2 separate regions of the Homo sapiens genome follow, and region 2 is linked to region 1. Evidence: read pairs that join two places in POLR2A ChIA-PET (ENCODE). Cell type or tissue: PC-9. All regions are shown on one strand. Links, peaks and the distances in the headings refer to the core of each region. The heading gives the core; the rest is flanking DNA. Region 1 has its middle 60 kb from the start of DSP. Region 2 overlaps RIOK1 (RIO kinase 1).

Region 1 (14,572 bases), core at 6,474-10,473:
AAGGCATGAAATCTCTATATTTATCTTCCTCAGTAAGTAACAAAGGGACCAGGAACAGTGGCTCACACCTGTAATCCCAGTGCTTTGGGAGGCTGATATGGGGGGATGGCTTGAGGCCAGGAGTTGGAGACCAGCCTGGACAACATAGCAAGACCCTGTATCTACAAAAATAAAAAAAAAATTAGCCAGACGTGGTGGCACACATGTGTAGTCCCTGCTACTCAGAAGCCTGAGACAGGAGGATTACTTGAGCCTAGGATGTCACAGCTGTAGTGAGCTATGATCATGACACTGCATTTCAGCCTGGGTGACAGAGCAAGACCCTGTCTCTGAAAAAAAATTTTAATGTTAATAAAGGAAGCCACTGCACAGCTCATTAATCTTCACCTTAAAACGCACAACCTAAATTGCATTATCAGATTATAAAATAGGACTGAGATAGAAGGAGAAGGAGTGGTCCTAGGAAACACCAAACCAGTATCTTTTTTTTTTTTTTTTTGTTTGAGACAGAGTCTCACTATGTCACCCAGGCTGGAGTGTAGTGGTGCCATCTCAGTTCACTACAACCTCAACCTTCTGAGCTCAGATGATTCTCCCTCCTCAGCCTCCCAAGTGGCTGGGACTACAGGTGTGCACCACCATGCCCAGTTAATTTTTTGGTAATTTTGGTAGAGATGGGGTTTCACCATGTTGCCCAGGCTGGTCTTGAACTCCTGACCTCAAGCGATCCTCCCCGCCTCGGCCTCCCAAAGCGCTGGGATTACAGGCATGAGCCACCAGGCCTGTCCCTGAACCAAGACTCTTAAAGCTCAACTATAGACTCCAGAAAACCAGTAGCATAAGAATCTCCTTTGCCACCAGCCATCCTCAATTTTTAAAAATTGTCATTTGGCCGGGCGCAGTGGCTCATGCCTGTAATCGCAGCACTTTGGGAGGCCAAGGTGGGCGGATCACCTGAGGTCAGGAGTTTGGAACCAGCCTGAAAACCCTGTCTCTACTAAAAATACAAAAATTAGCCAGGCGTGGTGGTGGGCACCTGTAGTCCCAGCTAACTCTGGAGGCTGAGGCAGGAGAATAGCTCGAAACCAGGAGGCGGAGGTTGCAGTGAGCCAAGATTGTGCCACTGCACTCCAGCCTGGATGACAGAGCAAGACTCCATCTCAAAGAAAAAAAAAGTAGATACTATGGGGGCAGTTCCCTGATGGGCTTTGGTTGGCACCAGGGCCCTGCTGTTGGTGTTGTCCTGGGTCCAGACTGAAAAGCGCAGAGGCAGAGGAAGGGCTACAGCAGTTGGATGTGATGCACAAGGAAGAAGTTGTCTGGAGAGCTCACAGTTTTTGAGGCCGTAGAGTCAAGCCCCCTGCAGAGGGGAGAGTTTACCTCTTTCTCTAAGGATGGCTGCTGCCGGCAATTCTCATTCCACACCTGTCTCCTTCTGTGGCCCATGGACCTTTCTCTTCTAATGTCTTCCAGCATCATGTTTCTGCTACTCAAACCCTCAAGTGATGATTCCACACAAAGCTGCCTGGTGTTTATCATGGGCCGCGTGGAGAGCTCGGCCTCTCATTTCTTACTCTCCTTTCCCACCTCCCCCAAAAAGATTAGAAACTCCCTTGGATCAAAGCATGACAAAGTTCATTTGCACATTCGACAAATTATATCCTTTTGTAAAGTAAATACAATCTTAGGAGGGAGTCACAGCATCTAATTGAGGAAGGAGATGAGGAGGGAAGATAACATTGACAAACTCACCAAGTGCAAGACTCTGGGGTGAGTGCTCTGAATATATCATCTCACCTCATTCCCTCAACATGCCTGTGAGGTAGGTACTGTTAACCCATTTTACAGGTGTGGTACTGAGATCTCCAGCAGACATCCTTACTCTGCCGGATTTGAGCACAATGGTCAAATGGCAAGGCAAACATGTAGCACTGTAGGTATTTGATAAATGATGAATGGGGTTGGCTGGATCCTTGTCCTAATCAATTTGATAACGGTTTACCTAGTTTTTTCTGACCTCCCGCCCTCAGCCTGTTTTAGAACTCAAAACATATTTTATGGAGAACAGGAAGTTCCATGCACTATACTAGGCTCTTGAAAGGAAAAGTCAAGCTTTAAATGTTTTTATTTACATCCCACTTTCTCCCACAAGGGATTTAAAGTGATTTACCACAAAGACACCTATAATAACATGACTAAGCCCCGCGTGGTGGCTCACGCCTGTAATCCCTGCACTTTGGGAGGCTGACACGGGCGGATAACTTGAGGTCAGGAATCCAAGACCAGCCTGGCCAACATGGTGAAACCCTGTCTCTACTAAAAATAAATACAAATACAAAAATCAGCTGGGTGTGGTGGTGTGTGCCTGTAGTCCCAGCTATTCAGGAGGCTGATGCAAAAGAAATGATTGAACTCGGGAGGTGGAGGTTGCAGTGAGCAGCAGTCACACCACTGCACTCCAGCCTGGGCAACAAAGTCAGACTCCATTTAAAAAAAAAAAAGAAAGAAAAAAAGAAAAAAGATTAAATATAAAGAAGAATAAAACAAGCCAGGTGCAGTGGCTCACGCCTGTAATCCCAGCACTTTGGGAGGCCAAGGCGGGTGGATCGCCTGAGGTCAGGAGTTCGAGACCAGCCTGGTCCAACATAGTGAAACCCCATCTCTATTAAAAATACAAAATAAGCCAGGTGTGGTGGCGTGTGCCTGTAATTCCAAGGCAGAAGAATCGCTTGAATCCAGGAGGCAGAGGTTGCAGTGAGTCAAGATCAAACCTCTGCACTCCAGCCTGGGCAACAGAGTGAGACTCTGTCTCAAAAAAAAGAGAGAGAATAAAATAATAGAACCATGGATACCATAAACATAAGCAGTTAAAGTAAAATAAAAGCTAATAATAAAAGAGGGGAAAATACTATAAATGTGCAGGCTATAAGAATTTATATAGGCCAGGCACAGTGGCTTATCCCTGTAATCTCAGCACTTTGGGAGGCTGAGGCGGGCAGATCACTTGAGGTCAGGAGTTCAAGACCAGCCTGGCCAACACGGTAAAACCCCGTCTCTACTAAAAATACAAAAATTAGTCAGGCATGGTGGTGCGTGCCTGTAGTCCCGGCTTCTCGGGAGGCTGAGGCAGGAGAATCGCTTGAATCTGGGAGGCAGAGGTTGCAGTGAGCCGAGCTCATGCTATTGCACTTCAGCCTGGGCGACAGAGCGAGACTTGGTCTCCAAAAATAAAAAAAAAAAATAGAAAGCCTCCCAGGTAATTCTTATGTACTGCCAAGTTAAGAAGCACTGCTGTGGTGTATAATCTTAAGGCAATTCTTCCCAGATGAGGTAAAGTTAAAAAGGACTCTAAGAAATATGAGACCCAAATTCACGAAAACAGTCTCAAAAAAGAACAAAGTTGAAGGACTCATACTTCCTGATTTCAAAATTTACTACAAGTTATTACAGTAAGCAAGACAGTGTGGTACAGCATAAGGAAGATATAAAGATCAATGGAGCAGAATTGAAGTTCCAGAAATAAGCCCTTACGTTTATAGTCAATTGATTTTCAACAAGAGTGCCAAGATCATTCAGTGGGGAAAGAATAGGCTTTTCAACAAATGGTGCTGGGACAACTGGGTATCCATATGCAAAGGAATGATTTTGGACCCTTCTTTACATAATATACAACAAGTAACTCAAAATCAATCATAGACCTACATGTAAGAGCTATTATAAAGCTATATAACTCTTAGAAAAAAGCATAGGATTATACACCATGACTGAGTGGGACTTACCCCAGGAATGCAAGATTGGTTTAACAGTCAATATTTGATTAATATAATTACACTCTATAATTAGAATAAAATACAAAAACCACATGGTCATCTCAATAGCTGCTGAAAAATCATTTATCCAAATCCAATTTACATTCAGGATATAATCTCTCAATAAACTAGGAGTAAAAGAAAAGTTCCTCAATTTGATGAAAGACATTTATGAAAACCCCACTGCTAACATTATACTTAAAAGTGAAAGAATAAATATATAGTGAAATATTATTTGGCCTTAAGAAGAAAGAAAATTCCAAGACATGCTACAACATGAACAAACCTTGAGGACACTGTGCTAAGTGAAACCAGATAGACACAAAAGGATAAATATTGTCATTCCACTAATATGAGGTACCTAGGATAATGGAATCCATAGAGACAGAAAGTAGAAGGGTGTTTGCCAGGGGCTGGGGGAATGGGGAGTCTGTGTTTAATAGGTACAGAGTTTCAGTTTGGGGAGATGAAAAAGTTCTAGAGATGGATGGTGATGATGATTACACAGTGTAAATGGACTTAATGCCGAGAACTGCACACTTCAAAATAGTTAAAAGTGTACATTTTGTTATGTATATTTTACTACAATTTTTTAAATAATAAGATAGTGAAAGATCAAATAGTTTTCCTCTAAGATTGGGAACAAGGCAAGGATATCTGCTCTCAGCATTTTTATTCAGCATTGTACAGTAAATCCTCATGTAATGTCAATAGGCTCTTGAAAACTGTGACTTTAAGCAAAGTGACTTATAACACAATCCATTTTTTTTTTCTCATCAATGTTATTACATTGAGGCCGGGCACAGTGGCTCATGCCTGTAACCCAGGCACTTTGAGAGGTAGGGGTGGGAGGATCGCTTGAGCCCAGAAGTTCAAGACCAGACTGGGCAACAATGCAAGACCCTGTCTCCACAAAAAATAAAAATAGCCAGGCATGGTGGCATGCACCTATAATCCCAGCCAAAAAAAAAAAAAAAGAAAAAAATACTTTGATTGAACAAAATGTCTTTTTGCTTAAAGTCACAGTTTCTAAGAACCTATCAATGGTCTTAAGGGAGGACTTACTGTACTTGGGGCTCTGGCCAATGAAATAATGCAAGAAAAACAAATAAAACATATATAGATTAGGAAGGAGGTATAAAGGTTGTGTATTTATTCAAAGACAACATGATTCTGTATGTAGACAATCCCAAAGAATCTACAAAAAAATTACTGGCATTAATCAACCAGATCAGCAAGGTCACAGGACTCAAGTTCAGTACATGAAAATTAATTGTATTTCAATATAGTAAGATGAAATTAAAAAAAATTTTATTCACAATAGTATCAAAGAGAATAAAATACTTGAGAATAAATTTAACAAAGAAAGTGCAATAACTATACACTAAAAACCACAAAACATTACTGAGATATTTATCTGAAGAGCTGAGTAAATGGAGAGACGTACCATGAACATTGATCAAAAAACTCAATATTGTAGAGGACAGTTTTTCCTGAATTGATCTATAGATTCTATGCATCCCTATCAAATATCATCAGGCTTTAAAAATAGAATTTGATAAGGTGACCCTAAAAGTTATATAGAAATGCAAAAAAACCTTAAGCCAAACAATTTTGAAAAATAAAGTTGAACTTAAACTACCCGATTTCAAAACTTACTATATGAGTAAAGCTACTGTAATCAAGACAATTTTGTATTGGCCTAAGCATAGACTTATGTTATGGGCCAGTGGAATAGAATAAAACATCCCAAAATAAGCCCTTCCATTGAAGATCAATCGATACTCAAGAAAGATGCCACGCCAAAAAAAATAAAAAGTGTGGTCCTTATCTTACGCTTTACACAAAAGAGTATCTACAGTAATGCTAAAAATCTTTTTTTAATCCTGAATAATTAGCTCTTTGCTTTAACTCCTAAAAGTGGATCAAATACCTTGAATGACCTTGTCTGCTCTTTTGGACAACTTTACCAATGTTTTTCTCACTATGACCAGATTTGTCAAGCTCTGAGTCCCTTGGAAGAAACTCTACCACATTACCCTGATAGATACCTGCAGTGGGATTTTTTTTTTTTTTGAGTTGAAGTTGCGCTCTGTTGCCCACGTTGGAGTGTAATGGCACGATCTCAGCTCACTGCAACCTCCATTTCCCGGGTTCGAGCGATTCTCCCGCCTCAGCCTCCCTAGAAACTGGGATTACAAGCGCGTGCCACTTTGCCTGGCTAATTTTTTGTATTTTTAGCAGAGACGGGGTTGGCTGTGGCTGGCCAAGGCCATGTTGGCCAGGCTGGTCTTGAACTCCTGACCTCAGGTGATCTGCCCGCCTTGGCCTCCCAACGTGCTGGGATTACAGGTATAAGCCACCGCACCTGGCTTGCAGTGGGATTTTTAAATTGACTCCAAAAGGTACTGAAAAATCTTAGATGGGCTCTCAACTCAGATTTTATAAAAGAAAAATGTGTCTCCTGCCCTGCCTCGTGGGCGGTTGAGGGAGCAGAAACGGGTGGGCAGAGGCCTTGTCCTCTAGAGTGGGGAATTCCATCTGATGGAAGCCTAATCTCTAAGGAGAACTGTGATGACCCACACAAAACCTCTGCCTCCCCAGTTGTCCACATCAGGGGCCTAATTGATGGTGTGGTGGAAGCTGACATTGTGGAGGCCTTGCAGGAGTTTGGACTCATCAGCTATGTGATGGTAATGTCTAAAAAGAGACAAGCACTGGTGGAGTTTGAAGATGTGCTAGAGGCTTGCAACGCAGTGAACTACACAGCCGACAACCAAATACATATTGCCGGTCACCCAGCTTTTGTCAACTACTCTACCAGCCAGAAGATCTCCCGCCCCGGGAACTCGGATGATCCGGAGCGTGAACAGTGTGCTTCTCTTTACCATCCTGAACCCCATCTATTCGATCACCACGGATGTTCTTTACACTATCGGTAATCCTTGTGGCCCTGTCCAGAGAATTGCCATTTTCCGGAAGAATGGAGTTCAGGCCATGGTGGAATTTGACTGTGTTCAAAGTGCCCAGTGGGCCAAGGCCTCACTCAATGGGGCTGAAATCTATTCCGGCTGTTGCACTCTGAAGATCAAATACACGAAGCCTACACGCTTGAATGTGTTCAAGAATGATCAGGATACTTGGGACTACACAAACCCCAATCTCAGTGGACAAGGTGACCCTGGCAGCAACCCCAACAAACGCCAGAGGCAGCCCCCTCTCCTGGGAGATCACCCCACAGAATATGGAGGGCCCCACCGTGGGTATCACACCCATTGCCATGATGAGGGCTATGGCCCCCCAGCCCGCGACCTCACTACGAAGGGAGAAGGACGGGTCCACCAGTGAGGGGGAGTCACCCTTGGGGCCCAAGTCGCAACGGCCCCTAGTATGGGCACCCCCCACCCCCTCCCCACCACCCGAGCATGGCCCTCACCCCGACAGCCCTGTCCTCATGGTCTACAGTTTGGATCAGTCTAAGATGAACTGTGACCAAGTCTTCAATGTCTTCTGCTTGTATAGCAATGTGGAGAAGGTGAAAGTCATGAAAAGCAAGCCGGGGACCGCCATGGTGGAGATGGCTGACGGCTACACTGTGGACCGGGCCACTACCCACCTCAGCAACAACTTCATGTTTGGGCAGAAGCTGAATGTCTGTCTCCAAGCAGCCAGCCATCATGCCCTGTCAGTCATGCGGGTTGGAAGTCACGTCTTGCAGTTACAGAGACTTCAGTGAATCCCGAACAATCGGTTCCCCTCGCTGGAGCGGGCAGGGAAGAACCGCATCCAGCACCCCAGCAACGTGCTGCACCTCTTCAACGCCCCGCTGGAGGTGACTGACAACTTCTTTGAGATCTGAGATGAGCTGGGCGTGAAGCGGCCATCTTCTGTGAAAGTATTCTCAGGCAAAAGTGAGCGCAGCTCTTCTGGACTGCTGGAGTGGGAATCCAAGAGCGATGCCCTGGAGGCTCGGGGCTTCCTGAACCATTACCAGATGAAAAACCCAAGTGGTCCATACCTTACACTCTGAAGCTGTGTTTCTCCACCGCTCAGCATGCCTCCTAATTAGGTGGCTAGGAAGAGTCCCATCAGAGCAGGAAGTCATTTCTCTTCCCTTTATGCCATTTTTCGTTTTTTTTTTTTTTTTGTTTTTTTTGTTTTTGTTTTTTTTTTGAAAGCTAGGTTTGTAGAGGCTTAACCTTAATGGAAACGCTGGAAGTCTGCAGGGGGAGCGAGAGGGGACCTGATCTGTCCCAAGATTAACCTTCACTTCTTCACTTTTAAAAAATTATTGTGGGCCGGGCGCGGTGGCTCACGCCTGTAATCCCAGCACTTTGGGAGGCCGAGGTGGGCGGATCACAAGGTCAGGAGATGGAGACCATCCTAGCTAACACGGTGAAACCCCGTCTCTACTAAAAATACAAAAAATTAGCCGCGTGTGGTGGCGGGCGCCTATAGTCCCAGCTACTCAGAAGGCTGAGGCAGGAGAATCGCTTGAACCCGGGAGACGGAGGTTGCAGTGAGCCAAGATCGTGCCACTGCATCCCAGCCTGAGTAACAAGAGCGAGACTCCATCTCAAAAAAAAAAAAAAAAAAAATTATTGTACATGTGATTTTTTTTTTTCCTGTTCATACATTTGTGCTGCCCATGTACTCTTGGCACATTTCAATAAAATTGTTTGGAAAATAAACACAGCAAAAAAAAAAAGAAAAGAAAAGAAAAGAAAAATGTGTTTTCTATCTGAAGGATTTAATTGACGGCTGTGCCAATAATTTCTCAAATTTAGCTGTGCTCATTCTCCCTAATTTATTTGAAAGACATGACAAGGAAAACAAGACCTTCCTTGGGCTTTTCACTGCTGGGGCTCTCTGGCCCTAAAGAGCGGAGAGTGTCTACAAAATCCTAGGTCAGCAGCTGCGGTTTTGAGATTTCACACACGTAGTGCCTAAGTGTGTGTCTGTCCTGACAGCCTAGAACATTGCTGATCAGGACACAGCCTGCCCAGGTGAAATGCCTCCGAGGCAGGCAAACCCTCAATTAATCTTCTCAAGGCTTCAGTAGACGTAAGAAATGAGTGGACACGCCTTTCTATCAACGGAGAAGCTGTGGGTTTGCTCATGTTTTCTGGATTCCTTCCAGCTTCTGGGTAAGTTTCCCTTCTCGCAATTCAGGAATGGGTGTGGAAAGCTGCAAGCTTGTCTTCCCTACCAGCGGCAGCAGACTCCCTGACCTGCCTGCACTGGCAGCAACTTGCAGGACGGACACTTTATTCTTTTTTTTTTTTTTTTTTTTTTGATACAGAGTCTAGCTCTCTTGCCAGGCTGGAGTGCAGCGGCGCGATCTCAGCTCACTGCAGGCTCCGCCTCCCGGGTTCACGCCATTCTCCTGCCTCAGCCTCCCGAGTAGCTGGGACTACAGGCGCCCGCCACCACGCCCGGCTAATTTTTTTGTATAAGAGACGGAGTTTCACAGTGTTAGCCAGGATGGTCTCGATCTCCTGACCTGGTGATCCACCTGTCTTGGCCTCCCAAAGTGCTGGGATTACAGGTGTGAGCCACAGCACCCGGTCTCTTTTGTCTAGAAATTTCATACAAGGGAAAGCAGGCCCTCTTCCCATGAGATCAATAAAAGGGAATCGTATTGAAAATGAGAATACATTCCCAAAACACATTTCCATCTATCTCGTTACCCACAAATACTCATTAAAATTGAATTTAAGAATAGCCAGCCATATCTTTTAAGAGATTACTTCCCTCCTACCAAATTAAACTTTAAAAACTCTATTTCAGTTAGTAATGAGCCTTTATTTTAGAATATATCAGTCTCTTATCAGAGGCATCAAATCATTTTCTTTTCATCAATAAAAATGTCACAATTAAGAATTATAACTCAGCCAGGTGCGGTGGCTCAGGCCTGTAATCCCAGCACTTTGGGAGGCCAAGGCCGGCGAATCACCTGAGGTCGGGAGTTCGAGACCAGCCTGGCCAACATGGTGAAACACTGTCTCTATTAAAAATACAAAATTAGCTGGGCATAGTGGTGGGCGCCTATAGTCCCAGCAACTTGGGAGGCTGAGGCAGGAGAATCACTTGAACCCGGGAGGCGGAGGTTCCAGTGAGCCGAGGTCATGTCATTGCACTTCAGCCAGCCTGGGCAAAAAGAGTGAAACTTTGTCTCAAAAAAAAAGAATTATAACTCAATTTTTTGGAGCTCCGGCAGCCATAACTCAACATTTGTTCTCACAGTGCACTTTCTACCTCATAATTTCAAGTTTCAAGAGAAAATTAATATCACATGATCAGAAAAATGCAGATAATAACTGTACAAACCTGGGCAAGTCATTTTCCTCTTCTAGGGGCAATGTGTGCAGGGCTGACTCACAATCACACCATTTCTTTCAGATTGATTATTACTAGATTTTATATATTAATAAATACATTAAAGAAAATGCCTAGGACCACCCCTAGTTTGTGACAAGGTTAAGCATGGCATGTGATTTTTAGGTCTTCAGTGTTATTTCTGAATATTGCTCCTACCAGTATAATCTTCTACATTTTTTGTTTTTGATGAAGCGATGTTATCACCCAGTATCTTTTTTTGTTTGTTTGTTTTCATTTTGGTCATTTTGGTCACTGCACTGGAACACAAACCTGCCCCTCTTTCTGTCTCTCTCTCTTTTTCAGTCGTCTGTTGCCCAGACTGGAGTGCCGTGGCTCAAACACAGCTCTCTATAACCTCAAACTCCTGGGCTCAAGTGATCTTCCCACCTCAGCCTCCGGAGTAGCTGGGACCACAGGTGCACGCCACCATGCCCAGCTAATTTTTTTGTATTTCGTAGAGACAAGGTCTTGCTGTGTTGTCCAGGCTGGTCTGTAACTCCTGGGCCGAGGCACTCCTCCTGCCTTGTCCTCCCAAAGTGCTGGGATTACAGGCATGAGCCACCACTCCCGGCATCCTGCCTCTTTTCGATATATATTTTTTTTTTTTGCATTCTAAAAATAGCATCTTTTCTCAGATTATAGAATTAGTATTATTCATCACAAATATTTAAAATATGAAAAGTTATGAAGAAAATCAAATCACTCCTAATCCCTCCACCAAAAGGTAATCACTGTTAACACTTGTAGTTTATTTCCCTCTAGTATTTTTTTTTTTTTTTTTTTGAGACAGAGTCTTGCTCTGTCACCAGGCTGATGGTGCAGTGGCGTGACCTCGGCGCACTACAACCTCTGCCTCCTGGGTTCAAGTGATTCTCCTCCCTCAGCAACCAGAGTAGCTGGGACTACAGCCGTGCGCCACCATGCCCAGCTAATTTTTGTATTTTAAGTAGAGACTGGCTTTCACCATGTTGGCCAGAATGGTCTCGATCTCTTGACTTCGTTATCTGCCCGCTTCAGCCTCCCAAAGTGCTGGGATTACAGGCGTGAGCCACTATGCCCGGCCCCTTTGGTATTTTTATGTAGAATCACTTTTTTTCTCCAAAAGGTATACAACAAATAAACCAAAAGCAGTTTTCCCATTTGTAATCCATATCTATCTAGCATAAAGCCATGTAAACTTGGTCTCGAGCTTGTCCCAACAGCCCTACCAGCCCGAGTTTTCCTATCCCTGCCTTGTGGTCTATTTCTCCATCCACCCTGACCCAAATGCCACTCTCACAGAACTCTAGATTTGAGTTTGCCTTCATTTCTGTTTGACCCCTCAGACCTTGGGAATGTGAATTGTAAAGGCAAAACTTCATGAGATTCGTTTTTCTCTGAACCCAATATAACAAAAAAAACAAGTGAGATTTTATTAAAATCTACATTTCTTACTGTTTTTGATGCTTTGGAAATCAATCCAGTTTTACTCTGCCTTTTTCAATGCAGGTATTTCAAAGGATATGAGATACTCAAGAGCAGGCACCTATTTATATTTGTAACTCCAGTACATGGCCCATGGCAAGTGCTCAATAATTCATGTTCACTGGTCACTTAAACAGAACTTACAGAACTCTTGCTTCCTGTCTGGGTGAATATAATCAATGCTTAAGATTAATAAGGGCAACAGTAATGAATGCGCTTGGTGGTTCAGGATCCTTTACTAGCCAGAATCACTGGTCTTTAACCCCTAAACATTTCTGTTCCCCTAGTTGGGTCTCAACTTTTTAACTACTAGCATTCTCCTCCTGCAGCCACGGACTCAGTCTGTCTTTCCAGCGACCCACCCCTGGCTGGCTTGGACACTGCTCTACCATCAAGCATGGTATTTGCCTCCTCACTTCACTGACTTTGAAGTCTTCCCCACCTCCCACGGCTCCTCCACCTACTGCAGGCTGCCCACTCCCACCCTCATCTCTCTACTGAAACAATTCTTGCCAAACTCTATGGCCACTTCTCAATCCTTATCTCGCCTAAGCTCTCCAAGGCATTTGACACACTTGACCTTGTCCTATTCTTTGGAGATCTTTAGAGTGCATGACTTCTTGCTCTGAGTCTTCCTCGTACCTCTAACTGCCCCTTCCCAGCCTCTTTTGCAGAGCCCTCTTCCTCTGCCTGAACCTTAAATGTTGGAATCCCCTGAGTTTCCATCCACAGCTCTCTTCTCACCCTGCAGACTTGCCTACCTGGTCTCATCCACTCCTATGATTTCTGCACTGTGTAGGTCCTACATGCCAATAACTCTATTCCATCTCCACGTGGAATGTATATGCAAGCACCTACTGAATAGCTCCACTTGAATGTCCCTCAAAAGCAACAGGTCCAAAATAAAATTTAGATCTTCCTTCCCAACCTCTCTTCCTCTTGTTTTATGGTATCCAAGTCAGACACCTGCGAGTCTTCATGCCCTTCTGTAACCCCAAATCTAGCTAATGGTTCACCAAGTCCTTTCTAGTCTGTCTTGTTACTATTTATCCAGACTGTGATCTTCTCAGGATGTCCATCTGATCCTTTCTCTTATATGATGCCATGCCTCTTATAAGGTCCAGTCTCCTTCATGTGATTTAGAGGCCTTTTGGGATCAGGTCCCTGCTTCCCTCATTAGCCTCACACCTTAATAGTCCCTGTGGTCCAGTCGTACTGAACTTCTTTACATTCACTCAGAGGCTCTGATGTCTCTCTTCTCTGGAAAGCTGCCTCTACTATTCCAACCACCTGGAACCCCCAATATCTCTCCTTCACCTGGCCGTCTCCTGCTCCTCCTTCAGGTCTTAGCTGAGACATCATTTTAGGGAAGTTTTTAAGAAAGTCTTTCTGATGCTCCAAATCTCTTGGAATATGCTCCTGGTATATATGCTCCCAAAATACTCTGTATCATGTTAGCTCATACATACTGTCATTGCCTTCACACTTGGCCCGGTGCTCTGGTTTTAATGTTTGTCCCCACCAAACCTTACGTTGAAATTTAATTGCAATTACAACAATATTAAGAGGTGAAACCTTTAAGAGATGTTTAGATGAGGTGGCTCACACCTGTAATCTAATCCCAGCACTTTGGGAGGCCAAAGCAGGAAGATCACTTTAGCCCAGGAGTTACAGACCGGCCTGGGTAACACAGGGAGACCCCATCTCTACAAAAAATAAAAAAAATTAGACAGGTGTGGCGGCATGCACCTGTGGTCCCTGCTACTCAGGAGGCTGAGATAGGAGGGTCACTTGACCCCAGAAGGCTGAGGCTGCACTGAGCTATATTTGTATTACTGAACTGCAGCCTGGACAACAGAGTGAGACCTTGTCTATGTTACGAGGGATCTGCTCTCATGAATGGATTAATGCCATTATTGAGAGAGTGGGTTCACTTATTCCTGTTCTCTTTCTCTCTTTCTCTTTGCCCTGCCACTGTTCACTATGGGATGACAAAGCAAGGAGATCCCTGGTCGGGCGCGTTGGTTCATGCCTGTATCCCAGCACTTTGGGAGGTGGAGGGGGATGGATCACTTGAGCCCAGGAGTTTAAGACCAGCTTTAGTAACATGGTGAAACTTCATCTCTGCCAAAAATACAAAAATTAGCCAGTCTCATAACTCAGTCTCTAAATAAGCAGATAGATAGATAGATAGATAGATAGATAGACAGACAGACAGAGCGATTGATAGATTTTTTTTTTTGAGATGGAGTCTCCCTCTGTTGCGCAGGCTGGAGTGCAGTGGCATGATCTCAGCTCACTGCAACTTCCACCTCCTGGATTCAAGCGATTTTTCTGCCTCAGCCTCCTGAGTAGCTGGGATTAGAAGCATGTGCCACCACGCCTGGCTAATTTTTGTATTTTTTTTTTTTTTTTTTTTTAGTACAGATAGGGTTTCGCCATGTTGGCCAGGCTGGTATCGAACTCCTGACCTCAGGTGATCCACCCGCCTCGGCCTCCCAAAGTGCTAGGATTACAGGCATAAGCCACCATGCCTGGCCCAAGAGATAGATTTTTTTTAAAAAAAGAAGAAGAATTGAAAGATGCCAGCCCCTCAATCTTGGACTTCCAAACCTCCAGAACTCTGAGGAAAGAAATTTCTGTTCCGTATAAATTACCCAGTCTGTGGTATTTTGTTATATTGGCACAGAACAGACTAAGAAAACCAGAACTGCCAAGTAAGTGTCTGCCCTAGGAAGGCAGGGACCTTGTTTCTCTTTTTTGCCTTTGTATTCCCAGCACCCAGCACAGCACAATGCTGGCACATAAAAGATGCTCAGGGGAAAACATAAAGTAAATGTCAAATAAGTGAATGAATAAAGGAATGAGCAAACGAATGTTCTCCCTTTTGCCAATGCCCTTTTTGTCTCTTGCCAGGA
Region 2 (16,290 bases), core at 6,145-10,144, 66 kb after region 1:
TGTCTTTTAAAACAAGGATCAGGTTGGCAAAATGAATTCTATCTGCATTTGTTCAATATACAAGTTATCTTACTGCACCCACTAATAGAATCTAAATTTCAGAACCAAAAGGGCATTTCATGACACCAAGCTAGGTGAGTACTGGCATTATAATTCTGCCTAGACCTATCTTCTTAGCTCACATGGTTTAACCTGATGCCTAGGCAAAAGAAGTTACTTGAAAGTAGTAAGTAAAATAACAAATACATAGACACTTGTATAATATAGCACTACTACGTGATAAGCCATGTTGAGTGCTCAATATACTTAAACATATTTTTAGAAAACATTTTATTGGCTGGGTGTGGTAGATGTAATCCCAGCACTTTGGGAGGCCGAGGCAGGAGGATTGCTTGAGCCCAGATGGTCGAGGGAGGCTGAGGCAGGAAGATCACTTGAGCCTAGGAGGTCGAGGCTGCAGTGAGCTAAGAAGGTGCCACTGCACTCCAGCCAGGGCAAGAGAGTGAGACGCTCTTAAAAATTGTTTTAAAAAACCTTTTTCTTAGAGAAATTTTTATATACAAAAATAGAACAGTATTATGAATCCCCACATATCCATTACCCAGCTTTAGCAATTATTAACATTCTGCAAATCTTGCTTCATCTACTGCCACTTTTCTTTAGAGACAGGGTGGAGTATTTTAAAGCAATCCCAGACATCCTATTCATTAAGACTTCAGTAGATACTTGAAGGGAACACATTTTTTAAAAATGTAACCACAATGTCACTATCATATGTAATAAGATGAACAATTCCTTACTACCATCTAATACATATTTCATTTTAACTTTCCTTTTTTTAAAAAAACCATCCCAATTTTTTTTACAATTGGTTTGATTTCATCAGGATCCAAATGCAGTACCCAGCATTGGGATATGTGGTCTGAAACCACTTGTGCTTTCTTTTTTTTTTTGAGATGAAGTCTCACTCTGTTGCCCAAACTGGAGTGCAGTGGTGCGATCTCCGCTCACTGCAACCTCCACCTCTCAGGTTTAAGCGATTCTCCTGCCTCAGCCTCCCAAGTAGCTGGGATTACAGGCATGTGCCACCATGCCCAGCTAATTTTTGTATTTTTAGTAGAGACGGGGTTTCACTATGTTGACCAGGCTGGTCTTGAATTCCTGACCTCGTGATCTGCTCGCCTTGGCCTCCCAAAGTGCTGGGATTATAGGCATGAGCCACAGTGCCCTGCCTTCCATTTTTTTTTTTTTTCCTTATGGAGTCTCCCTTATTCCAGATTTGGTTGTGTCCTCATAGGATCATTTATCCTGTTCCTGCGTCCTGTGTTTCCTGTAAACTGCTAGTTACATCTAGTGGCCACATAGTTCAGGTTCAATGTTTTTAGGGGCAGGTGAGGTATTTTACAGATGGTTCTGTGTACTTCCTTTTACATCACAACAGGAGCACCTATGGGGCTGGCTGCTCCGCTTTCAATGACAAAGCAATGGGTTCGGGTACTATCAGCCTGATCCAACCATTGCAAACTTTCCCACCAGCTCTTCTCAGCATCCTTCACAATAATCTATGAGGGAGGTGCTACTATTACTTCCACAATGGTTACAGCATTTGCCTTCTTAATGGTGTCAGGGTCTGAGACCCTGCACCACCTTCTGCAACACCATCAACTGGGACTAAGATCTCTGGAAGGCATAGATGCAAGATAGTACTTCTTTCCTTACAAAACTGGCTTTAATGATTTCATACCAATATTATGGTTTCCCTTGAAACAGTTAAAAGCCTTCATGTCCAAGGCAACACAAACCCAAAGGATATGAAAGTTAAATACTCCAACCAAAATGCAGGGAATGTGACACCCTAATCCCATTTAGGAGACAGAATGTGGAGAGTTCTTGGTTTTGATCCCTGCGCTTGAAATCTTCATGGGAAACTATACTTGAGGAGAATCTGCTCACGCTGCCAATCCTTTTAGCTCTTCCATCAAAAAAGTAAACCTCAGAAATCAAAGTAAAGCTCTGAACAGTCAAGGTCTTTATTTACGATGTGTATAGACCACTAGAAATTAGAGAGTATATCAAGCTTTTGAAAATGAAAAGGATTTTTTAGAGATAGCATTCAGAGCCTGACATTTGAGATGTCCTTAAATTTCATTTTTACCTGCATCTGGAGGAACTTTTATTTAATCTCTTCCTTTTCTGAGCCAAAAGGTTAATGAAATCACAGTCACAAAACAGGATGGGCCCACAGCCAAGAAACAAGCTGCTAGCACAGAATTAAACAGAATACTCATGAAAAGGAAAGATCTCAAACAACTCTTAGTACCAAGCTATAAAGTTTTTCAACATCTTGGGTCTGTCTTCATCAAGTTAGCGATAAAGCTGAAGAAAACTTGATGTTAGCCAAGAACCATGGATTCATACTTGACCAGACCTGGGCAAAGAGCTGCCACCATTCTCATTTCTTCACTAAAAGACCACTTTCAAATGGTGGTGCTGGCTGGGAGTGGTGGCTCACGCCTGTAATCCCAGCACTTTGGGAGATGAGGTGGGCGGATCACCTAAGGTCAGGAGTTCGAGACTGGCCTGGCTAACATGGTGAAACTCTGTCTCTACTAAAAATACAAAAATTAGCCAGGTGTGGTGGCGGGCACCTGTAATCCCAGCTACTTGGGAGGCTGAGGCAGAATCACTTGAACCTGGGAGATGAAGGTTGCAGTGAGGCAAGATCTCACCACTGCGCTCCAGCCTGGGCGACAGAGCGAGACTCCATCTCAAAACAAACAAACAAAAAGAAATGGTGGTACTTTCAGGCTGAGAAACACTCTATTCCTGAACAGGTCTATCAAAGGAAGAATAAGAGTGACAGCAGCATAGGAAACAGCTGTAATTTTGTGCTTCAAAGAAGTTACCCAGATTTCTCATAGTAAACTTTTAGAAACATCTGCATTATTTTGATGGATGAGAAAAACAACAAAACATGAAATCAGATATATCTACAACCACCAAAATAATGTCCCCAGCTTTGGGCCAAGAGACCCAAACTTCACCTTTCCAAGTAGAAAGTAACTGTACAACCAATAATCCATTAACACTAAAACCTGCCAAACAATCAAAACTCAATTGTTATCAAAGTCAGCAAGCAGCCCTGCTAGTTGTTTGCCTAAGATTAGGCTCCTTCTAAGCCTTCTGATGAGGATGATAATTTCAGACAAGGTTGGCAAGAATACGATGAGTGGCTATTAACCAGCCACAGCCTTATGACCCAGAATCCAAACAAGGATACAGCCACATGAGCAAGAGGGGTATCAGAAAAGCTTTTCTCAGGTTAGAATCTTCATTACCAACTCTTGATGTTTTACAAGTCACTTCCTCCCAGCAGCAATGTAAGAGAATGAACTGCCCCACAATCTGGCTATTGCTACATCTGGCCAAGTGGCACTGATTCCAAGCTTGGAAACTGCATGAGATTCAGCAAAAGACAGCACTGAGCAGCTTGACCTCCTAATGCAAACATACCATGTCGGAGAGTAAGATCAAAACAAACACAAGAGTTAGAAGATCCTGAAGATAAACTCCCCAGATGTGTGCAGGATTGATATCTGCTTTTGCTTTTTCTTTTGTTGTGCTAACTGTAGACTATTTTAGAGGGATTATTTTTGTGTTTCATTGAAATTATATTTCATATTTTGAACTTTATAGTCAAAATAAACATAAAGAGCTCAAATGATTTCCCCCTATAACCCACTGTCAAATAAGCAGGGGCAAGCTTCAGTTTAAGTGAAAACTAGGGGTTGATTTATAGAAATTATTTCTAAATGCAATGACTACAAGAGTCACTTCCAACATAAAGTATATCATTAAAAAAATTAAATTGGTAATTTCTTTTAGTATCTGTACTATGTTGTGATGTAAGGTTTTATCTCACCCTCCTACCCTCCCCAAACCTGCTCCCGTCCAGTCTTTCCCATCACAGTAAGTGGCAACTCCAGTCATCTCAGTTGCTGCTCAGGTCAGAAACCCTGAAGTCACCCTTCACTCCACGCAATCTCATCTCTTCCCTTAGAATGTGCAACCACTTCTCTCATGTCTGCCACCATCCTATACCAAGCCATCAGCGTCTCTTGCTTGGGTTTACTTCAATGAACATACCCACTGGTCTCCCACCCTTGCTTCCTGATCAATTCTCCACAGAGGCCAGAGTAATCCTTTTAAAACAGAAGTCAGATCATATCACTCCCCTGCCAAAACCCTCCCACAGCCGTACACTATCTGATTGCATCTACTACTTTCTCCCTTGATGATGATGTCTCAGCCCTGTTTCTGGAAGATGTCACGTACACTCCTGCCTCAGGGCTTTGCAACTGCTGGTTGTTCTGCCTGGCATGTTCTTCCTTCTTGTTATGCAAACAATTCACCTTCTTCAAGTATTTGCTCAAATATCAGCCCTCAGTAAGGCCTTTCCAAGAACCCTATTTTAAACTGCAAACTCTTTCATCTATAGGCGCCCTCTCATCTCTGCATTATTTCTCTCCATAGAATTTATCACCTGCTGATACACTGCTTTTTACTTACTTTGGTTAATGTCTTATCTTCCTATCAAAATGTAAACTACTCAAAGGTAGTAATTTTTGTCTAGTTTGTTTTCTGCTGTATCCCCAGCAACTAAAATACTCAAATTTTTGATGAATGAATGAATATGCCAAATGATTGAATTGTAAAAAACTTTATGAACTGAGAGGTCCTAACTCCAAAAAGAACATTAAAGACGAAGTGTAAGAGCATTACAAATGATCGCCAATACACACAAAGGCAGAGTTGCAGTGAAAATCAACAGCCAGCTGAACTGTGGGTGAAATTCCCTTTATATAAACATGGCCTTATAATCAGATGACCTCAGATGGGTCTCTGGTGTGTACAAAGAAAGCAAAACCAATTTTCCCATGAGTGCCTCTGGACACTCATGTAAGAGTTACAGATGTTGACTACATTTAAACATTTATCATGCTTCCAAAAACATATTTGTAAGAGAAAAAAATATAAAAATAAAAATGTACAAAGTTCTTTATTAAAATAATAGCTTAAATAAATCCTCTGTCAACACCAGACAGAGTCAGTGACTGGATCTAGACTCTAGAGCTTAGAGCTTTTTACATAGTTACATGAAAACATTTGAATCCGTCTTCACAGACAGTGCCACGATGACAATCTGGTTAAAACCAATAAGCCATCTTCCAGATGCAGCTTAAGAGTTCAGGCGAGAAAAGGAACTGAGGAAAATGACTGTACATAATATGGTTCTCATTCTATTTGCCTTTTTTCGTCTTGGCTGTCTTCTCCTTTCTTTTTTTCACATGTTTAGGAATTTTGTTTTTTCTTTTCTCTCTCTGGGCTTCCTTGACCATCTTTTTTCTTTCCTGTAAAAAACAAACAAAAAAGCCAACTTTCATTCATTTGGAGTATGCATTTTTTGTTTTTGTTTTTTGTTTTTTGTTTTTTAGACAGGGTCTTGCTCTGTCGCCCAGGCTGGAGTCAGTGGCGTGACCATGGTTCACTTCAGCCTCCACCTCCTGGGCTCAAGCAATCCTCCCACCTCAGCCTCCTGGGTAGCTGGGACAACAGGTGTGCACCACCACACCTGGCTAGGTTTTTTTGGGGTATTTTTTGGTAGAGATGGGGCTTCGCCAGATTGCACAGGCTGGTCTCGACCTCCTGGGCTCAAGTGATCCACCCACCTTGATCTCCCAAAATGCTGAGATTACAGGCATGAGCCACTGCACCCACCTGGAGTATTATTATGATTATAACTAAATAAAATACACACATAGAAGAATAAAAGTGAGTGTAATGTAAAGAAAAGAAAAGAAAATGATTATGGGTTGGTGGAGGAACTTGGGGTGAAAACTGTCTTTCAGTTTTTTCTTTTTAGAGACAGGGACTCACTCTGTCACCCAGGCAGGAGGGCAGTGGCATGACCATTGTGCACTGCAGCCTCAAGCTCCTGGGCTCAAGCAATCCTCTTGCCTCAACCTCCCCAGTAGCTGAGACTACAGGCATGAGCCACCATAACCGGCCTTGAGCTTCCTCTTTTTTTTTTTTTTTTTGAGACGGAGTCTCTGTCGCCCAGGCTGGCATGCAGTGGCGTGATCTCGGCTCACTGCAAGCTCCGCCTCCTGGGTTCACGCCATTCTCCTGCCTCAGCCTCCCAAGGAGCTGGGACTACAGGCGCCTGCCACCACGCCCGGCTAATTTTTTGTATTTTTAGTAGAGATAGGGTTTCACCATGTTAGCCAGGATGGTCTCGATCTCCTGACCTCGTGATCCACCTGCCTTGGCCTCCCAAAGTGATGGGATTACAGGCGTGAGCCACCGCGCCCAGCTGAGCTTCCTTAATAGAAATGTGAAGACAGCCAAACAGAAATATCCCTAAGAATGTTATTAAATGTTTGCAAATACTTTTCTTTACAAGTTCCATATTCTAACAGAAATAGACATTGGAAAGAGACAAAATATGTGTTTCTAGTAGACATATGAGAAAATATGCTAGCAGCTGAGTATGTCCCTCAGAAGTCTTGGGACCCACATTGTATAAGGTTTAAAGGATTAGACTAAGATGGAATAATAATAGTCACATAGCACTCAGTCAGCAGTGTCTCTATGTCTATGGCTAGGGATTAAAGAAATACAAGAGTCCCTTCTTATCCATGGGGGATATGTTCCAAGACTCCCAGTGGATGCTTAAGACTGTGGATAGTGCCAAACCCTATATATACTATGCTTCTACCTATACATACGTACCTATGATGAGGTTTAATTTATAAATTAGGCACAGTAAGAGATAATAACTAATAACAGAATGGTAACAATATACTATAGTAAAAGTTATTTGAATGTGGTCTCTCTCTCCAAATATCCCACAGTATCATACTCATGTGACAGTAGCTTCTTCATTGGCAGATGCAGCCTCTCTGGTAATTTTTCTATTTTTTAGTCCAAACCTATTCCTGAATCTGTGTAACTATTCCTTACAGTAAATGGCCTGGTGGCACTCATTTCAGGGGAACCCTTGCTGAAACCTTTGAAACCTTCGTATAGGCTCAGTGCTTTCTGGTGCAACATGGTGCCATCAACTGGAAGATGTTTTTGTTTACGTCTTTCACCCACAAATTTCATGCCTTTTCCATCTTAACTAAGCAGTTATCACATGCTATGGTCCTAAGTTTTGCAGTTTGGGGTGAGACAGCAAAACCAGCACAAACATCTTTTTCCTTCTCCACAATGTCACGGATAAAAGATTCTCACCAGCAACTTCAGCATATGATTCTTTTCCTTTTATTTATTTTTTTGAGACAGAATCTCACTCTGTCACCCAGGCTGGCGTGCAGTGGCATGATCAGCTCACTAGAACCTCAAACTTCTGGACTCAAGGGATCCTCTTGCCTTAGCCTCCCAAGTATTTGGGACTACAGGTGCTCATCACCAATGTTTTAATAGAGACGGGGTATCACTCTATTGCCCAGACTGGTCTGGAGTGATCCGCCCTCCTTGGCCTCCCAAAGTGCTAGGATTACAGGCATGAGTTCCTTGTTAAGTCAAGAATGGTCACCTTTCCACTTAAAGGAAGCATTTTATGGCTTCTCTAAAGCATACCTGAAATTCCAACATCACTACTCCTGTAATTTACGGTCATTATTAAGCAAAGTAAGGGTTACTTGCACACAAGCACCACAACATCACAGCAGCTGAACTGATAGCCAAGAAGGCTACTAAGTGACTAACGGGTGGGGAGTGTCGACAGTGTGAAGACGCTGGACCACGTGATGATTCACATTCCAGGCAGGATGGAGGAGGACAGCATGAATTTCATCACACTACTTAGGACGGTGAGCAATTTAAAACTTATAAATTGTTTACTTCTGGAATTTTCCATTTAATATTTGCAAACCAAGGCTGACTGCAGGGAACTGAAACAGTAGAAACTGAAAGCATGGATGGGGGGACTATTATATGGTCTTTCAGATTCCAGAAACATCAAGCTGGGCTATAAATCCCCCTGAAATGGCTCTTCAGTATTTACCCTGGGTCAACTCTAACATCACTTGTACTTCATGTGAAATGTACTGAATTTAGTGCGTGCTCTCTCTAGGCAATGCCCAAGGTGCTCTGATGAGCAGCCCAATCTCAAGATAATGTTACCACCAAAAGTCAAGTTCACACTTAGGTATTAAAACTGTAATTAGAGGTACTTATCAATAATGTTTTCAGCCATCATAATCTAGCTAGATCCTTGAGCAAAGAGAAATAAGAGCGGCTGTGCTCCCACACTAAAGAAAAGGGGAAGGTATTTCATTGCTTACTTTTTTATCAATGTCAGGGTCCGTGGTGTGTTTCTTGGGGCGGGCATGGTCTCCCTGCTCTTCAGAGTCTGTGTCAGAGCACTCAGAGCTTCCAATATCTTCTGAATCAGAACAAGTCCTTTCCTCCACTTGATTTTCTAGGAGTGCAGGGACCTTGAAATTATTAAAGAACCATGTTATTCTAAACAACACACAAACCAAGTTATGTGTTGTTGTTAAATGTGTTAATGCCAGAATTCAGATTTTAGGCTCGCAAATATATGTTAAAAACTAACATCCTGTACTGAAACATCAAAACACCAGAATGAACATCAGGAGGGAAACATGAAAGTAGCCACTCCAAGTAAGGCTCCAGAACATACTCAAATGAAGGAACCAGGGCTTTACTGCGTGACCTAGATCAACAACAGAGCTGTTCTCCTTCTTTCAGCTAATCAGGAGCATTTAGTTGGGATTGGGAAAGAGGCAAAATATACATAGAGGTAGAAAATGAAGATTTATATGGATAACTTCACAGCTGTTTTCCTGTGAACCACATTTCTAGCAATAAACTAATCCAATTGGGAGGGAAAACAATATGTGAAGAAGAGAAATTTTCATTACTTCCTGAAATTCAGCAGTTGTCTAATACAGCGCTTCCTAGCAGTTTTTAAGAGTGAGGTTTCCCTTTTATAAGAAAAAAACAGATCTTTAGAAGTCAATTGTACAACAAGATTTTCTAGCTTGCTGCAATAAAATCTTCATGCTCTGGAATCCAAAGCATAACTTCCTTATGACACCTGTTATTATAACTCAGAAATGCAAAATACCAGAATTCCCCTAATTCAATTCTTTCCACAGAAAAGACATGATTTTAAGAAAGCAAACTGTGATCCTTTATTTAAGTCTTCAATTAGGAAGATTTAAAAAAATAAAGACTGCTTTTATGACTGCCTAAGTTAGAATTACTTAATCCCTGCCCTTCTAAAATGTAAAACAAAACAAGATTGTTTTAAGAAAAAAGAACATCACAGGAATCCAGCACAGCAGGACTTGCTGAACTCATGAGATTGTTCTTTAACAAGTAATACCCTGGTAGGAGACTACATTCCAAAGTTCTCCTAAGCTGGTTGTAAAACCATCAAGAAGCACAATGGCTATCATTAAGAGCTCCACAAATGACGACCAGGATACAAAAAGATAAATACCTCACCTGCAATCACTGAACAATTCAGAGACAGAAAGAAAAATAAATTAATTTCCAAATTTCAGTGCTGTGTTTAGAAAGAACACAAAAATGGCATTTCTGAAGATGTCCACAGACTTTGAAAGCAATTATAACATTTTAACAATATAAAATAACATTTAGTTCTAATAATATTAAATAATAATAAAAAACAGTATGACTAGAGTTTATATCCTTTAAAACTGTTTTCACATAAACAAACAGTAACACATGTTCTTCATACCTTCTGAACTCCTGACAAATCTTTCTTCAATCCTGTAACAGTCTGGTATAGAATCTTATAACCAAAATGAAAAAAAAAAAATAAGGATCAACATAAAACTAGACAATGAAATATGCATATTGCACTATTAAGAACAATGTGGGTTAAATAATGTCTCCTATGATTATAAAAAGGTATCTAAAATTAATCTCACTGTAACACAGGAAGTTTATAATATTGATATTATTTCTGTCTACCAGATCTACTGGCCAAATCCAACCAGCCACCTGGTAGTTGTTTTTTTTTTTTTTTGAGACGGAGTCTTGCTTTGTGGCCTAGGCTGGAGTGCAGTGGCGCGATCTTGGCTCACTGCAACCTCCACCACCTGGGGTTCAGGAGATTCTCCTGCCTCAGCCTCCTGAGTAGCAGGGATTACAGCTGCCACGATGCCCAGCTAATTTTTATATTTTTAGTAGAGACGAGGTTTCACCATGTTGGCCAGGCTGGTCTCGAACTCCTGACTTCAGGTGATCCACCCACCTCGGCCTCCCAAAGTGCTGAGATTACAGGTGTGAGCCTCCGTACTGGGCCTTTTTTTTTTTTGAGACAGAGTTCCGCTCTGTAGCCTAGGCTAAAGTCCAATGGCGCAATCTCAGCTCACCGCAGCCTCCGCCTCCCGGGTTCAAGTGATTCTCGTGCCTCAGCCTCCCCAGTAGCTTGGATTACAGGAGCACGCCACCATGCCTGGCTAATTTTTGTATTTTTAGTAGAGACAGGGTTTCACCATGTTGGCCAGGTTGGTCTCGAACTCCTGACCTCAAGTGATCCGCCCACCTTAGCCTCCCAAAGGGCTGGGATTACAGGTGTGAGCCACTGCGCCCAGCCTACCTGGTAGTTTTTACAGATAAACATTTGCAATCAATTTGAAGATAGCAAACACAAACTTTGAGCCCCAATTAAGTGAAATATTATCTGCCCCACATCAAATAATTCCACTCTTCTTTAGTATACTTGTATTACACAAAAGTGTATTCAACTATTATTAAAGTATTTCTAATTTCACGAATAAAAATTGAGGGTGAATTTTTTTCTCTCTTGTTACATAAGGACCTACGTAATCACCTCAATTTTGTTTCTTGGCTTGCAAAGCCTAAAATATTTACTATCTGACCCTTCACCAAAAAGAAATTGTTCCTGAATGATGTATGTTAAAGAAATATATGTTAATGGACCTAATATAATAACCATTAATAGCCTAGACTTCTATCTGAATCTTGTTTCTACAATTACAGCTTGTTGGATTCATTCAAATGTGTTACCTCCTCTCATAAATTCCAAATAATTCCCTTTGCGTTCAATGTGCACACAAGTTAACACAGATAGAGTTAGTCATTTCACTAGCTCAGAAGCCAATATTCAAGATTAGGGGAACTTAAAAGGCCCAGATAGGTTTGGGACAGTCCCCTACTACTTTTGAAGAGCTGCTTGCTATATACAAACCAAGCTACTTACATTATCTTGTTGGGCATTCATGGCCATGTCCTCTTCCTTCAATTTCATAATTATGTCCATATCCCTCTCATAATTTTTCACTTCATTCAAGGTTCTAGGAATATATGCTCGCTTAAACACCTAACAGAGAGGAAAAGCAAAATCAAAACTGTTATTCATACACTTCTCACATTCACACAGCATACTCCTCCATCAGGTTACAGGGGAATCTATATATTCATTCATCCCTAACACTGATGCTTGGCTAAGCTGTCTGCACACACTGGTATCCCATCTGTGATGTGGTGTCCCAAAAGTAACACTACTAATGATAGAACACTAAATTTTGCATATGATTTATTTTAAGGAAGGGAAAAAAAACATTAGAGCTGATTCAAGATTATCCTTAGAATAACACTTCTCCTTCATTTTTGTTCCAAAAAGCTTTTCTGAGCAGGAGGGAAAGGGGCGGAATTACAGTTGGCAAGCGCTGCCTGGCTATGCCTTACGAAACATACCCAGCTGCTACAGTGAAAAAGGTGGAGAGCTGCCGACAAACACAGGGCACCTCATAGTCAACCATTAAGAGTTGTGAGAATTTTTTTTAAAAGCCTACTATGGCTCCTTCACAAAAAAACACCCTGACTCGTTTTTATCAAAGCATAATATTTAAAATCTATAACATTTCTAGAATCAATATTTAAGTCATTTAAAAACTCACATTTGCAAATTAAAAACAGGCTTTTCCTTCTTGACGCCTATATCCTAACAGGCTCTTTAAAAATTTTCTCCATCTAGGACAATGGGCTAACAGGTTGCTGAGTGGACCAATACAGTGAAATGTAAACTATCCAACTTGGCTCACTTAAATCATTTACTATAATATATCTTAAGGAAATATTACCATCATTTGAAAAAGCTGCTTATCTATTTAAATCAAGTTTATGCTCTAGCAACATAAAAAAAAAAACCCTCAAAACACAAGTGTTTCCAAAGGCTGTGAATAGATAATAAATCCTACCTCTTCATCCACATGATCTTGGCTAGACCGTTCTTCCTTGGTCCTTTGAGATGCTATTTCCATGGCCTTGGAAAGAAAACAAAAATGACTTTCTTTTATATTCAAACTGCAGAAGGCACATCCATGTCCCAGTTTTGGTATAAAATTGTTCCAGTCTTTTTAAGTATCACCTCCTCACACTTAGGAAAGCATTTAGTGAGGTCTAATGGTACAAGTTAGCTTTCCAGCACAGACCTCACCAAAAAGGCTGCCATCAACCCAAAAGTAACAATAAATCAAACTCTTCTAGCCTAGGGGGATCCCTAGCCCCCCTTTTTCAAAAGTTATGCTACTTTTACTAAATTTAAATAATTAGCTTTTGCATTTAGTAAATGCTTTAGCATTTACTAAAGGAATACAGAGACCTAAAGAATGAAAGAACCATTCCTTAAATCCTGAGCAGTCGGCGAAGGGAATTGCAAAGGCTGGCTGTAAATCTTGAATATACGGCTTTATTGCTGCTGCACTGAAGAAAGCTCTCTGAGCAAACAATGACTGAAACGAGGGTGACAAAGATTCCAAAGGGTTCTTTTGGTTTGTAAAACTGAGTGTTCTCTTCTCTATATAGAAGAAAGGAAAAAATAGTGGGAGCAGAGGTTTTTTTTTTTTTTTTTTTTGAGTTTAGACACGAAAATCAGTGCTGACCCAGGCACAGTGGCTCACGCCTCTAATCCCAGCACTTTGGGAGGTGAGGCCAGCAGATCACCTGAGATCAGGAGTTTGTGACCAGCCTGGGCAATATGGGGAAACTCCGTCTCTACTAAAAATACAAAAATTAGGCCAGGTGCAGTCTAATTACAGGCTCATGCCTGTAATCCCAGCACTTTGGGAGGCTGAGGCTCACGCCTGTAATCCCAGCACTTTGGGAGGCTGAGGCTCACGTCTGTAATCCCAGCACTTTGGGAGGCTGAGGCGGCTGGATCATGAGATCAGGAGTTCCAGACCAGCCTAGTCAACATGGTGAAAACCCGTCTCTACTAAAAACACAAAAATTAGCCAGGCATGCTAACATGCACCTGAAATCTCAGTTACTTGGAGGCTGAGGCAGGAGAATCACTTGAACCCGGGAGGCAGAGGTTGTGGTGAGCCGAGATCGTGCCACTGTACTCCAGCATGGGTGAGAGAGCCAGACTCCATCTCAAACACACACACACACACACACACACACACACACACACACACACACACACACACACACAATTAGTCGGGAGTGGTGGTGGGCTCCTGTAATCCCAGCTACTGGGTGCCTGTAATCCCAGCTACTGGGGAGGCTGAGGCAGAAGAACTGCTTTAACCTGGGAGGCGGAGATTGCAGTGAGCCGAAATTGCACACTGCACTCCAGCCTGGGTGACAAGAGCGAAACTCCGTCAAAAAAATAAATAAATAAAAGAGGCCGGGTGCGGTGGCTCACACCTATGATCCCAGCACTTTGGGAGGCCGAGGCGGATGGATCACCTGAGGTCAGGAGTTCAAGGCCAGCCTGACCAACATGGAGAAACCCCATCTCTACTAAAAATACAAAATTAGCTGGGCATGGGGGCGCATGCCTGTAATCCCAGCTACTCGGGAGGCTGAGGCAGGAGAATCGCTTGAACCCAGGAAGCAAAGGTTGCAGTGAGCCGAGATTGCCCCACTGCACTCCAGCCTGGGCAACAAGAGGGAAACTCCATTTAAAAAAAAAAAAAAGAAAAAGAAAAAGAAAGTCAGTGCTAAGTTAAAAAGTTGAGGAATAAAAATGACACACTTATTTATTCCATTAACAGATGTGATTGCCTACTATGGGCCAGATATTGGGTACTTGGCAATAGAGAAAACTCCTGTTCCATAAAAGTTCATAATTGAGGGTGACAGAATTAGGGACTTAGTATAATAAGTGACACAGTGTGACTACTTCTATTATAGTTGTAGGAGACTACACCTATGAAAACAATTTCTGCTGAAATACCCCTCCAGAGAGCTTTCTAACTGGAGCTTTAAAGTTCACCAGGCGGAGCAAAGTTGAGCAAAGGCAGAAATGGGAAGGTATTGCAAGGAAATGGAAAAAGAGGAAAGGACAGGATAAAACCTGAAGACCTGGCCAGGCAAGGCGACTTATGCCTGTAATCCCAGCACTTTGGGAGGCCGAGGCAGGCGGATCTCCTGAGGTCAGGAGTTCGAGACTTGCCATGGCCAACATGGTGAAACCTTATCTCTACAAAAATACAAAAATTAGCTGGGCATGATGGCAGGTGCCCATAATCCCAGCTATTCAGGAGGCTGAGGTGGGAGAATCACTTGAATCCAGGAGGTGGAGGTTACAGTGAGCTGAGATTGTGCCATTGCACTCCAGCCTGGGCAACAGAACGAGACTCCATCTCAAAAACAAACAAACCTGAAAACCTGTGTAGAGGCATACATGCCATGTGTTCAAAACTCTATGATTCAGAGACAAAAATAAAAATAGATAAACTGGATCACATCAAAATTTAAAACTTCTGTGCATCAAAGCTTGCAATCAACAGAGTGAAAAGACAAGTCACAGAATGGGAATAAACATTTGCAAATCACGTATCTGACATATCCAGAAAATACAAACAACTCAACAAAAAAAACCAAACCTGATTAAAAAAAAGACATGGGGCTGGACACTGTGGCTCATGCCTGCAACCCCAGAACTTTGAGAGGCCGAGACAGAAGGAGTGCTTAAGCCCAGGAGTCTAAGACCAGACTGGAAAACACAGTGAGACCCTGTCCCAACAAAATGAAAAAGAAAAAAAAAATTGGCTGGGTGTCATGGTCTGCACCTATAGTCTCAGCAGGCTGAAGCAGCTGAGGCAGGAGAACTGCTTGAGTCTAGAAGGTTGAGACTGTAGTGAGACAGGATTGTACCACTGTACTTCAGACTGGGTAACAGAGAGACCCTGTCTCTTAAAAAAAAAAAAAAAGACATTTCTCCAAAGAAAATATATAAATGGGCAAGAAGCACATGAAAAGATGCTCAACGTCACTAGTAATCAGGGAAACACAAACCAAAACCATAATAACATACACCTCACACTCATTAGGGGGTCTCTCATTGTCAAAACAAAACAAAAAACAAAATAATAGGTGTTGGTGAGGGTATGGAGATTAGTAAGTGCTGGTGAGGATGTGGAGCGATTAAAACCCTTGTGCATTGTTGGTGGTAATGTAAAATGGTGCAGCCACTACAGTAAACAGTATGGTGGGTTCCTCAGAAACTTGAAAATAGAAATATCATTTGATCCAGCAATTCTACTTCTGGGTGTATATTCGAAAGAACTGAAAGCAGCATCTTGAAGAGATATTTATACATCCATGTTCATAGCAGCATTATTCAGAATAGCCAGAAGGTATAAGCAACCCGTATGTCCATCCACAGATGAATGGATAAACAAAATATAGTATATACATACACTGGACCATTATTCAGCCTTAAAAGAAGAAATCCTAGGCCAGGCGTGGTGACTCATGTCTGCAATCCCAGCACTTCGGGAGGCCGATGCAGGCGGGTCACTTAAGGCCAGGAGTTGGAGACCAGCCTGGCCAACATGGTGAAACCCTGTCTCTACCAAAAAATACCCAAATTAGCCGGGTGTAGTGGCTCGCACCTGTAGTCCCAGCTACTCAGGGAGGCCAGGGTGGTAGAATTGCTTGAACCCGAAGGCAGAGGTTGCAGTGAGCCAAGATCACGCCACTGCACTCTAGCCTGGTGACAGAGTGAGACCCTGTCTCAAACAAAAAAAGAAAAAGATATCCTGTCACATGCTATAACATGGATGAATCTTGAAGACATCATACTAAGTGAAATAAGCCAGACACAAAAAGACAAATACTATATGATTCCACTTATAAGAGGTACCTAGAGTAGGTGAATTCACAAAGACAGAAAGTAGAATGGTGATTGCCAGGGGATGGGAAGTTGTTACTTAATGGGTACAGAATATCAGTTTGGGATGATGT

Evidence for each region. Peaks named below come from ENCODE experiments on the same cell type or tissue, not always from the same donor. Only the 100,000 strongest peaks of a DNase experiment are listed, where the experiment ranks them.
Region 2: POLR2A ChIA-PET joins it to region 1 with 19 read pairs; 4 of 35 experiments call an interaction of 5 or more read pairs at or near these places.

Annotation. Positions count from the first base shown.
Region 1 is chr6:7,474,396-7,488,967 of GRCh38, reverse strand. It overlaps the pseudogene HNRNPLP1. Among named protein-coding and RNA genes, the nearest start is that of DSP, 60 kb to the left of the region's middle. In PC-9, for the core only: no CTCF peak of the experiment used is centred there; a DNase peak (open chromatin) is centred at 8,927; H3K4me3 peaks cover 373 bases; H3K27ac peaks cover 315 bases.
Region 2 is chr6:7,406,452-7,422,741 of GRCh38, reverse strand. RIOK1 (RIO kinase 1) reads right to left here. Exons shown (of 17, transcript NM_031480.3): 13 at 12,291-12,356; 14 at 11,291-11,410; 15 at 9,800-9,853; 16 at 8,352-8,504; 17 at 4,705-5,411. The coding sequence ends at 5,301. Among named protein-coding and RNA genes, the nearest start is that of RIOK1, 25 kb to the right of the region's middle. RefSeq lists an enhancer at 9,079-9,849. In PC-9, for the core only: no CTCF peak of the experiment used is centred there; no DNase peak of the experiment used is centred there; H3K27ac peaks cover 1,240 bases.